Regions from separate parts of the Homo sapiens genome. Here region 1 is linked to region 2. Evidence: chromatin loops called from intact Hi-C (ENCODE). Cell type or tissue: psoas muscle. All regions are shown on one strand. Each heading gives the region's core, and the rest is flanking DNA. Links, peaks and the distances in the headings are about the cores only. Region 1 overlaps CDK15 (cyclin dependent kinase 15). Region 2 has its middle 5.8 kb from the start of FZD7.

Region 1 (4,396 bases), core at 298-4,297, 140 kb after region 2:
ATTGCTGTAAGTTTAAAGAAGATAATATATGCAAAACACCTTGTGTTAGTTTATGATACACAATATGTTTTTAATAAATGGTAGCCATTGTTACAAGTATTAGCACAGATATCTGAGAAAAATAGCAAGAGGCAGCAGCCACATTGTCACCAAAGCACATCCGCAAAATTTACTCAGGGCCCCTTTCCACTTGGGCATTGCTTTTCCCAGGTTCACAATTTGCATAAATCTGGGGTGCTCAAAATATCTCACAATTTAACAAAAAGAGAGCCTTCTGTTATTACTGCACCAAAAGCATAAAATGCCTTAAATAATACTGTTTGCTGGAAGCTGCTCACACCCAAAGGGAAGAAATAAACTTGCCAGCTCTGCCTCGCCTGGCCTAAACTTCTGCCCTTAAATGCTGTGGGTAATCTGGGGTCTCGTTGTCTTGTATTTGGAATCGCATATTCCAAATAGGCTGGAAAGGGGAGCCATCATACCATTTGTTGATATGCATAAGACATTTTCACACGGATATTATAATATGCAATTTTGTATTCTACTTTCTATTAGATCTTGTCATAGCATAGACAGTTAAATGGCTAAAATAAACAGTGCGTATACTTTACCAATTATTCTCAAATCAACTCAAATCCAAACCATTTGGGGAACTTCTCTCGGGGAGAAGTATCCTCTTGCCTTGGGGACAGTGGCATGAAAAGCTGGGATTTCCCTCCGGCTTCCTTGCCCCTCAAAAGCAGCAGCTCCTCAAAAGCAGGGAGGGAGGGAGAGAGAGAGAGACACTATCTGGCAGAACATGCTGGGAAGGCAACCGGTTAATCAAAAGGATTCCAATTTGGCTGTGGACTGCCAGACTCTCCTTCCCAACTCATAGAAAAAGAAAAAGGAGGAAGAAAGAAAGAAAGGGAAATAAAAAACGAAAAAAGCTGCAGCGCGGCTCTCCTTCAGCAATCTCACAAATGCAAAACCTTCCACTCTGGTGACTCCTCATTAGCTTCCCGAGGCTGACAGCATAATTATCGCAGCTGCTTCACTCTTAGAATAAATAAATATGAAAGCGGGTGTTTAAAAATTTTTTGAGAAGGGAAATTCAGTCATCTAGACAGTCGGCAGGACAAGTTTATTTAAAACTTTTAGATTCTTATGTATTTAGATCATTTCGGAACGAGATAATGAGATAGTTGTCTTTTTAGTCTAATTGAGTTCCTAAGCTCATGGCTGTTGGCTGTCACCCCTTTCAAACTTTGCTTTAACTTTCCTTCCTTTAGAAATCTGATCCTGGTGTCTCCATTTACTCTTCCTGGGCTGATAACCTGAAGGCTCAGTGCACTGGAGTGCAGAAAGTGACTTAATGGGATTGAGGGGCTAAATAACCTTTCACAGGAAACAAGATAATCAAATCTCTTTTACTTGCCCATAATCGCTAAAAGAGAAAGCACAAGCAAAAAAAAAAAAAAAAAAGGTTGAAAATTAAGCTATCATTTCAAAATGTCTTGTAATCTTCCGTGTCACGTGGGTTTTGCACTACTCTCCCACATCATCAATCCATCAGCTGGAGATGTTTAGTGCATTCAATTATTCAAAGTGCACACATCCTCGTGATTATGCGGTAATTTTAGCTCATGTGTATGTATAGAGAATTCATATCTTCAAAGCCCAGAGGATCACACAGCACTTTAAATTGAAGTTGCTAACTAACACGAAGTGCACTTAAAACTCTGACTAGGGGCACAATACACATACATTTCCGATTAAAGCAGATGATCTTTCCTTTTAAAATTAATTATGCCTATTTATTTTTTCCTTTCCCTCCTGCCCTTCATTCTCCCAGGACCAAATTTATATGAACCCTTGCATTCGGTGAGTTAGAAGCATTATAAAAATAAATATTCTGTCAACCTGGGGTAAAGAAAACTAGTGTTAACCCATCATGCAGATGGAGAAACTGAGGTTTATTACAGCCAAAACACATTATGTTGGGAAACAAAAAAGAAGAAAACTCAGGTCCTTTGACTCTCAATCCACAGCTCAGACTGCCTGTGCCATTTTGTTTTAACTTATTCTTTTAAACAACTAAGACAATATAACACCAGTTTAAAGAAAGCTCTGAGAAAGGAAAAGAAATGACCTACAACCCCCCTAAACTAGAATAGCATTTTTATTTTGTACACTACCTTTCAGTTTTGTTCATGTGCATATTAATTTTCAGAGATACTTTATAATATGCAATTTTGTATTCTAGTTTCTTATAGCTCATGTTACAGCATAAGAACTTTCATAATATCACACAATTCTATTAATGATCATTTAAAATGGTTACATAGTACTGTATGTTGAGTCAATATACCAACATTTGTCCAATTGTTTCTCTGGTGTTTAACAGTGACATTGCTTCTTTTTATTTAAAAAATTGTAAAACATTATAGACAACACTGCAATGAACATTTTCATTAATCTAGGTTTTAGGGTTTTCCCCCCTATTCAATTATTTCTTTGGATAATTTCCAGGAACAAAGGTATAGGGTATAAGGGTATGATCATTTTTATGGCTCCCGATATGCATGCTATAACACTTTGCAAAAGTTTCAATACCATCAGCAGAGAATCATTTTACCACAATCTCATCAACACTGGGAGCTATTAGGTTACAGGAAAAAACAACTAATTTAACGGTAATTTGTATTTTTTTAATCCCTAGTAAAGCAGTCAATTTATTCCATGTGTTGCTGTGCTCTTTTTGTTTCCTCTTGCATAAATTGCTATTTTATGCCTTCAACTCATTTTCCACTGGATTCCTTGATGTTTTCTTATAAAACTGAATGAGTCACAGGTGAAACAAAAACATTTATCACCATCGATTAAGAAATCTTGGCCAGACAAGGTGACTCACGCCTGTAATCCCAGCACTTTGGGAGGCCAAGGCAGGTGGATCACCTGAGGTCAGGAGTTTGAGACCAGCCTGGCCAACATGGTGAAACCCTGTCTCACTAAAAATACAAAAATTAGCCAGGCGTGGTGGCACAGGCAGGTAATCCCAGCTACTCGGGAGGCTGAGGCGGGAGAATTTCTTGAACCTGGGACATGGAGATTGCAGTGAGCCAAGATCATGCCATTGCGCTCCAGCCTGGGCGACAAGAGCAAAAGTCCATCTCAAAAAAAAAAAAAAATCTTAAAACCCAAGGCTGATTGCATATATTATTACAAGAAAAGAAAAGAAAAGAAAATAAACTAAAGTAAGATGGCATTGAGGAAGAAGTTGGTCCTGGGGTGTAAATCTCTATTCAACATAAATTGAGCCCTCTTAATTGTGAGATATTAAACACGCTACCTGGAGATGTGTGGAATCTTTCCCAGAAAAGCTTTAAAATAAACACAGTACATGAGAGAGTGGGAGGAGCACAGAACTGGGCATCAAGATCTTGGTTCTAATCTTGATTTTGCAGCTAAGTTCCTATGTGATCTTTAGCAAGAACAATGAATAGTAGGAAAGGAGTAGCTTTTAGGAGTCAGATTTGAAGTAAAATCTTGGCTCTACAACTTTCTAGCTGTGTGACTTCAAGCAATTAGCCTACCTGACTTCCAGCTGTCTAATCTGTAATATGAGGATAACAATTCCAGCCTCACCAATTAGTACATAGATTGATAATTTATATAAAGCATATAGATGTCCAATAAAAGGCAGGTACGATTATTCTTCCCTGGGCATCAGTGACTCAGCTATATAATGAAGGTATGGAATAAGTAATCTTTAAGATCCTTTATAAATAACTCTTTTCTGAATTATTTATCTTTACTTGGAGACTCAGCCATGAACGTAACAAATTTAACCAACTTAAGGGCTTGGTAGGGCTGAGGGACTTGGTTTTCCCAGACTTCTCCCAGCAACACAATGCTATGCAACCCCATAAACCACGTCTCAACCCAGTATCTCCTCTAACATATTGAAATGGATGGAGAACAACTTTGTGCATAGAAGGTGAGGAAGTGTGTTATGGAGGACATCTCCAAATTCGCTTCTTAAGGGCTGATTAATGGAGGATTTAAAAGGTGGACAGATTGGTCTGAGTTACGTTACAAACTCCTAGAAGTAGCACAGAGTCAAGAGGATGGCTGAGAATCTTCCCTCCCTCTTTTCCAACATCCCCAGCCCCTGAAACCTGGCCTCATAGAATGACAAAATATTCTGGTTCAACTTTGAATAGAATACACAAAAAAACCAATAAACAGAATAGGTTTGAAATTACGTGGAAGCATTCAGAGTGAAACTAAGCTTGATTAGTACATGTTAAAGAATGTTTAAATTGTTGCAAAAAGGCATACGATGGTAAGAAAAACTACAATGGTATATGAGTTAAGACTGAGCCACTATGATTAAAAAGAAGACAACTTCAGA
Region 2 (4,396 bases), core at 308-4,307:
GTTTTATACGTTGACTATTGTATAATCAGGGTGTTGATCAGGGCTGTGATGGCCTCAAGGCTCAATTGGAGGAGCCACTTCCAAGCTCACTCATGTGGCTGTTGGCAGGCCTCAGGCTGTCACTAGCTGTTGGCCAGAGACATCAGTTCCTTGCAATGTGGACCTCTCATAAGGCCACTCGTAATATGGCACCTTGCTTCCCTCACAGCAAAGGCTCAGAGAGTCTCTCCCTCTGAGAGAGGGAGGGAAAGAAGGAGGGAGAGAGAGAGAGCAGGAAAAAATGACGATCAAGATAGAAGTCACAGTCTTTCTGTAACCTAATCTGGGAAGTGACATCCTACCACTTTTGCCATATACTATTCACTAGAAGCAAGTCACCAGATCTTCCCACACTCAAGGGGTAGCAGGGATTATACATAGAGTGTGCAAAACCATTGGGGGATCATAGGGAGCCATTTGAGAGGCTGCTTACTACAAGGATTATTCATTTATTCATTTCCAGAGTATTATGAAGATGAGGCAACAGAGAGAAACGACTCTTGGAGCTCTGTCCTTGGGGAGTCCAGAGAAAGGGTCACAGATAAAAATACAGTGTTGACTGGTTATGTTGCCACTTGCAGATGTTAGAGTCAGAACAGAACCCTAACTCTGGCCAACCAGTTTTCCAAACACATGTCCCTGGGAGAGAAAACATGGAGGAAGTTGATTAATAAAAGACCATGAACAGTTCTGGAAAAAATGTCCAAATGTAGAGCGCTGGCCATTCTGGGGAGTCAAATCTGTACTCAAAGGTCAGAGCATATGGACCATAGTCTGTAGAAAGCGACTTCGGGTATCTGGGTTATGATGTAAAAAGCACCTTTGGTAATTGCTACCCATGTCTCCAATGTGGGTCTGCACAGTACTGATGTCTAGGAAGGATTGCAGAGGTGGTTGATACAGACTGGTTTAGTTCTGCCTTTCACTATTGATTTCTTGTCCTGCCTCAGGCAAGTCACTTAACATCTCTTGCTCCCCCAGGATGTTGGGAGAATTTGTGAGGTAATATTTACGAAATGCTGTGTGATCCATAGGCAAAAAATCATCAGGGCAGAATCCTGGTCTAGTTATATGGATACAAATCTTAGGGATCAAATAAAAGGCCAAGTTAGCTGCATATTTTGGGGCTTTGGCTCTTTGCTGAGGTTGTAATTTTTTTTTTTTTTTTTTTTTTGAGACAGAGTCTTGCTCTTTCGCCCAGGCTGGAGTGCAGTGGCGCGATCTCTGCTCACTGCAAGCTCCGCCTCCCGGGTTCACGCCATTCTCCTGCCTCAGCCTCCCAAGTAGCTGGGATTACAGGTGCCCGCCACCACGCCCGGCTAATTTTTTGTATTTTCAGTAGAGACGGGGTTTCACCGTGTTAGCCAGGATGGTCTCGATCTCCTGACCTCGTGATCCGCCTGCCTCGGCCTCCCAAAGTGCTGGGATTACAGGCGTGAGCCACCGCGCCCGGCCGAGGTTGTAATTTTTTATAGTGGTATGCTGGTAAATGTTTAACAATCGACTCTCCAGGAAAAAAAGCCCTGATGTGTACATTTGCCAATTTCCGTGGTGTAAATAATGCTACCATAGCCGATTTCAAGCCAATATGATGTCACTGACCTTAGTGTTTGGAAAAGATGCACATAATCAGCTCCACAAGCCCCTAAGAGCTTGCCCTGGTGTACCACTGGGTGTGCTAGAACTTATTATCTTCAGATTAGTTTGAGCATCAAAAATTGTTTGTTTGTTTGTTTGTTTGTTTGTTTTGAGACGTAGTCTTGCTCTATTGCCCAGACTGGAGTGCAATGGCCCGATCTTGGCTCACTGCAAACTCCGCCTCCCGGGTTCACGCCATTCTCCTGCCTCAGCCTCCTTAGTAGCTGGGACTACAGGTGCCCACCACTGTGCCTGGCTAATTTTTCTTTTGTATTTTTAGTAGAGATGGGGTTTCACCGTGTTAGCCAGGATGGTCTCCATCTCCTGACCTCGTGATCCGCCTGCCTCGGCCTCCCAAAGTGCTGGGATTACAGGTGTGAGCCACTGCGCCCGGCCTCAAAAATAGTTATTTTCTAAATACAACGACTACCATTTATAAAGTTCCAAGTGCTTTAGGTACAGCATCTCTAATTTCACAACAATCCTGTGCAGTCCAAGTTATAACTTCCTTTCCATAGTAGCCAGCCTGAACTAAAGCTTAGGTCTATATAACATTTTCCACTTCATACTGCACTGCTACCTGATGTCTTTTATGATAAACACTAATGTATCTTCTTTTATATGTCTGATAAAAAGCTATTCCAAAATTTAGAGAAACCCCAGAATTTCTAGGCTGGGATATATCAAGTCCAGGTTAGTGATGACCCCTTGAACATTCCACCTAATTCAGGTTTCAAACCAAGTTGGAAGAATCTGTTAATTTTCTCTAGTTACCTAAGGAACAATTTAATTCCATTTCTGAAACTGCACTAGTGGGCATTTAGATTGAGAGATTTGGGAGCCCTACTCCTGCCCCCTAGGGCAAGTGGGAAACTTGTTGTATATCAGGCTCTCCCAGTAAGATAATTTTATCAAGCAGAGAGCTAGGAGGAGAAGCTGTAGGAACCAGACTCAAGGTAGTAATGAAAGCTTCCAGGGAATCCTCTGGAAGGGTAAACATGGAACTTGAACAGTGGAGTCCAAGCCTGGCTGGTCATCAGAATCACCTAAGGAGTAAATAAAAGAAAAAAGAAAAAAATTTTCTGAAGCCTGAGCCCTACTTCAGATATGTTGAGTCAGAATCTCTAGTGGGGGACTTGGGGATTTAATTTTTAAACACTCACTCGGTGATTCTTTGGAATTAGTCAAGTTTGGGAACCACTGAACCAGGCTTGTATTCCACAGCGGTACATTATGTTACTGATACCTTATAGGATGCCTTTTGTTTTTTTGTTTGTTTGTTTTTGTTTTTGAGATGGACTTTTGCTCTTATCGCCCAGGCTGAAGTGCAATGGCGCCATCTCGGCTCACTGCAACCTCTGCCTCCTGGGCTCAAGTGATTCTCTTGCCTCAGCTGGGATTACAGGCGCCTGCCACCACGCCCAGCTAATTTTTGTATTTTTAGTAGAGATGGGGTTTCGCCATGTTGGCCAGGCTGGTCTTGAACTCCTGACCTCAGATGATCCACCCGCCTCGGCCTCCCAAAGTGCTGGGATTATAGGCCTGAGACACTGTGCCCAGCTTGATGCCTTTAGTTTTGCATAAAGTTTTCACTCTAGTTGATTACTTTTTGAACTGAAGGATGGAAATAATGAGAACCATAAGGGAGTGTGACATGTGTCATGTGTGAGGGGTGTGAATGTGTGTGTGTGTATGTGTGTGTGTGTGTGTGTGAGAGAGAGAGATGGTTGGATAAATGTCGTTGCATGGTGTGATGTTGGGTCTGGGACCTTATTTATGAGTCTCAACAAGGTCACAGTGGCTATTCTGAAATGCAACAGCTGCTACTTCCACAGTTCGCTTCATAGCATTTCCTTAGACTGACCTTGCCATTTGTGTACCTTGTGCCACATGAATCCTGTCCTCAGAGGATTGAGTCTGGAGTAGACGATGTGACCCAGCCATGAGGTTGTCTGGCATGAGACCTCGGTCCAACAGTTGTGCCTGCTGGATACAGAGAGGCCAACTGATCGGATGCTTTCATTTGGGGTTCTGAGTGTAAAATATGCTGGCAGAAGCTGGGAAGCATTCAGTGAGAAGGGAACGAGCAGAAACCAGGAAGCAGTAGAAGCTTGAAGGAAGCAAGAGCTGTGAGGCAGTGAAGTGAGTAGAGACAGCAATTAGTTGGTGGCAGCAGGAGCAGAGGAAGGAAAGACGGGAGAGCAGCGGCCTTTATAGTGGAAAAATACGAAGGAAGGAAGGAAAGAAACAAAGGAGAAAGGAAGGAAGGAGAGAGGGAACACCTGTTTCAGAAGGAGAAGACAAAAAGACCAAGTCCTGAGAGCTGTTTCCTGGCTGCTTCCTTCCCTCAGAATTCTACCATCCCTTTGAATGAAGCCGTCTGACTCCTTGTCTGTTACTAGAGAGAACCTTACTAACCACAGTACAAGGCTTAGAAAAGGGTGAAAACACACGTCTCTTCCGACTTTCTCCTGGAGAATGTGTCCACAGTGGCAGAAGGCTGACCACAGAGGATCAGCACCAGTCTAGGAGAGGTATCCGCTAAAGGCTGATTAACAAGGCTGGGTCTTGCAACCACCTTCTTCTTGCTCAATGGCCTGGATAAAGAATTTGAGAATATACCTCCCAGGGCTGCAACTGACATTGAGTTGACTGTGATTGCAAAAGTGTTTCCAGATAGGAATTATCTGTAAAGGCCGGGGAGACATCTTTCTTTTGG

The links. Peaks named below come from ENCODE experiments on the same cell type or tissue, not always from the same donor. Only the 100,000 strongest peaks of a DNase experiment are listed, where the experiment ranks them.
Region 1: it touches region 2 in a loop (2.5-fold over the local background); 20 of 110 quality-filtered maps call a loop at or near these places.

The regions. Positions count from the first base shown.
Region 1 is chr2:201,885,102-201,889,497 of GRCh38, reverse strand. The region is part of intron 12 of CDK15 (cyclin dependent kinase 15); the gene reads right to left. Among named protein-coding and RNA genes, the nearest start is that of CDK15, 81 kb to the right of the region's middle. In psoas muscle, for the core only: no CTCF peak of the experiment used is centred there; no DNase peak of the experiment used is centred there; H3K4me3 peaks cover 1,278 bases; H3K27ac peaks cover 2,750 bases.
Region 2 is chr2:202,025,851-202,030,246 of GRCh38, reverse strand. No RefSeq gene overlaps it. Among named protein-coding and RNA genes, the nearest start is that of FZD7, 5.8 kb to the left of the region's middle. In psoas muscle, for the core only: no CTCF peak of the experiment used is centred there; no DNase peak of the experiment used is centred there; H3K27ac peaks cover 1,845 bases.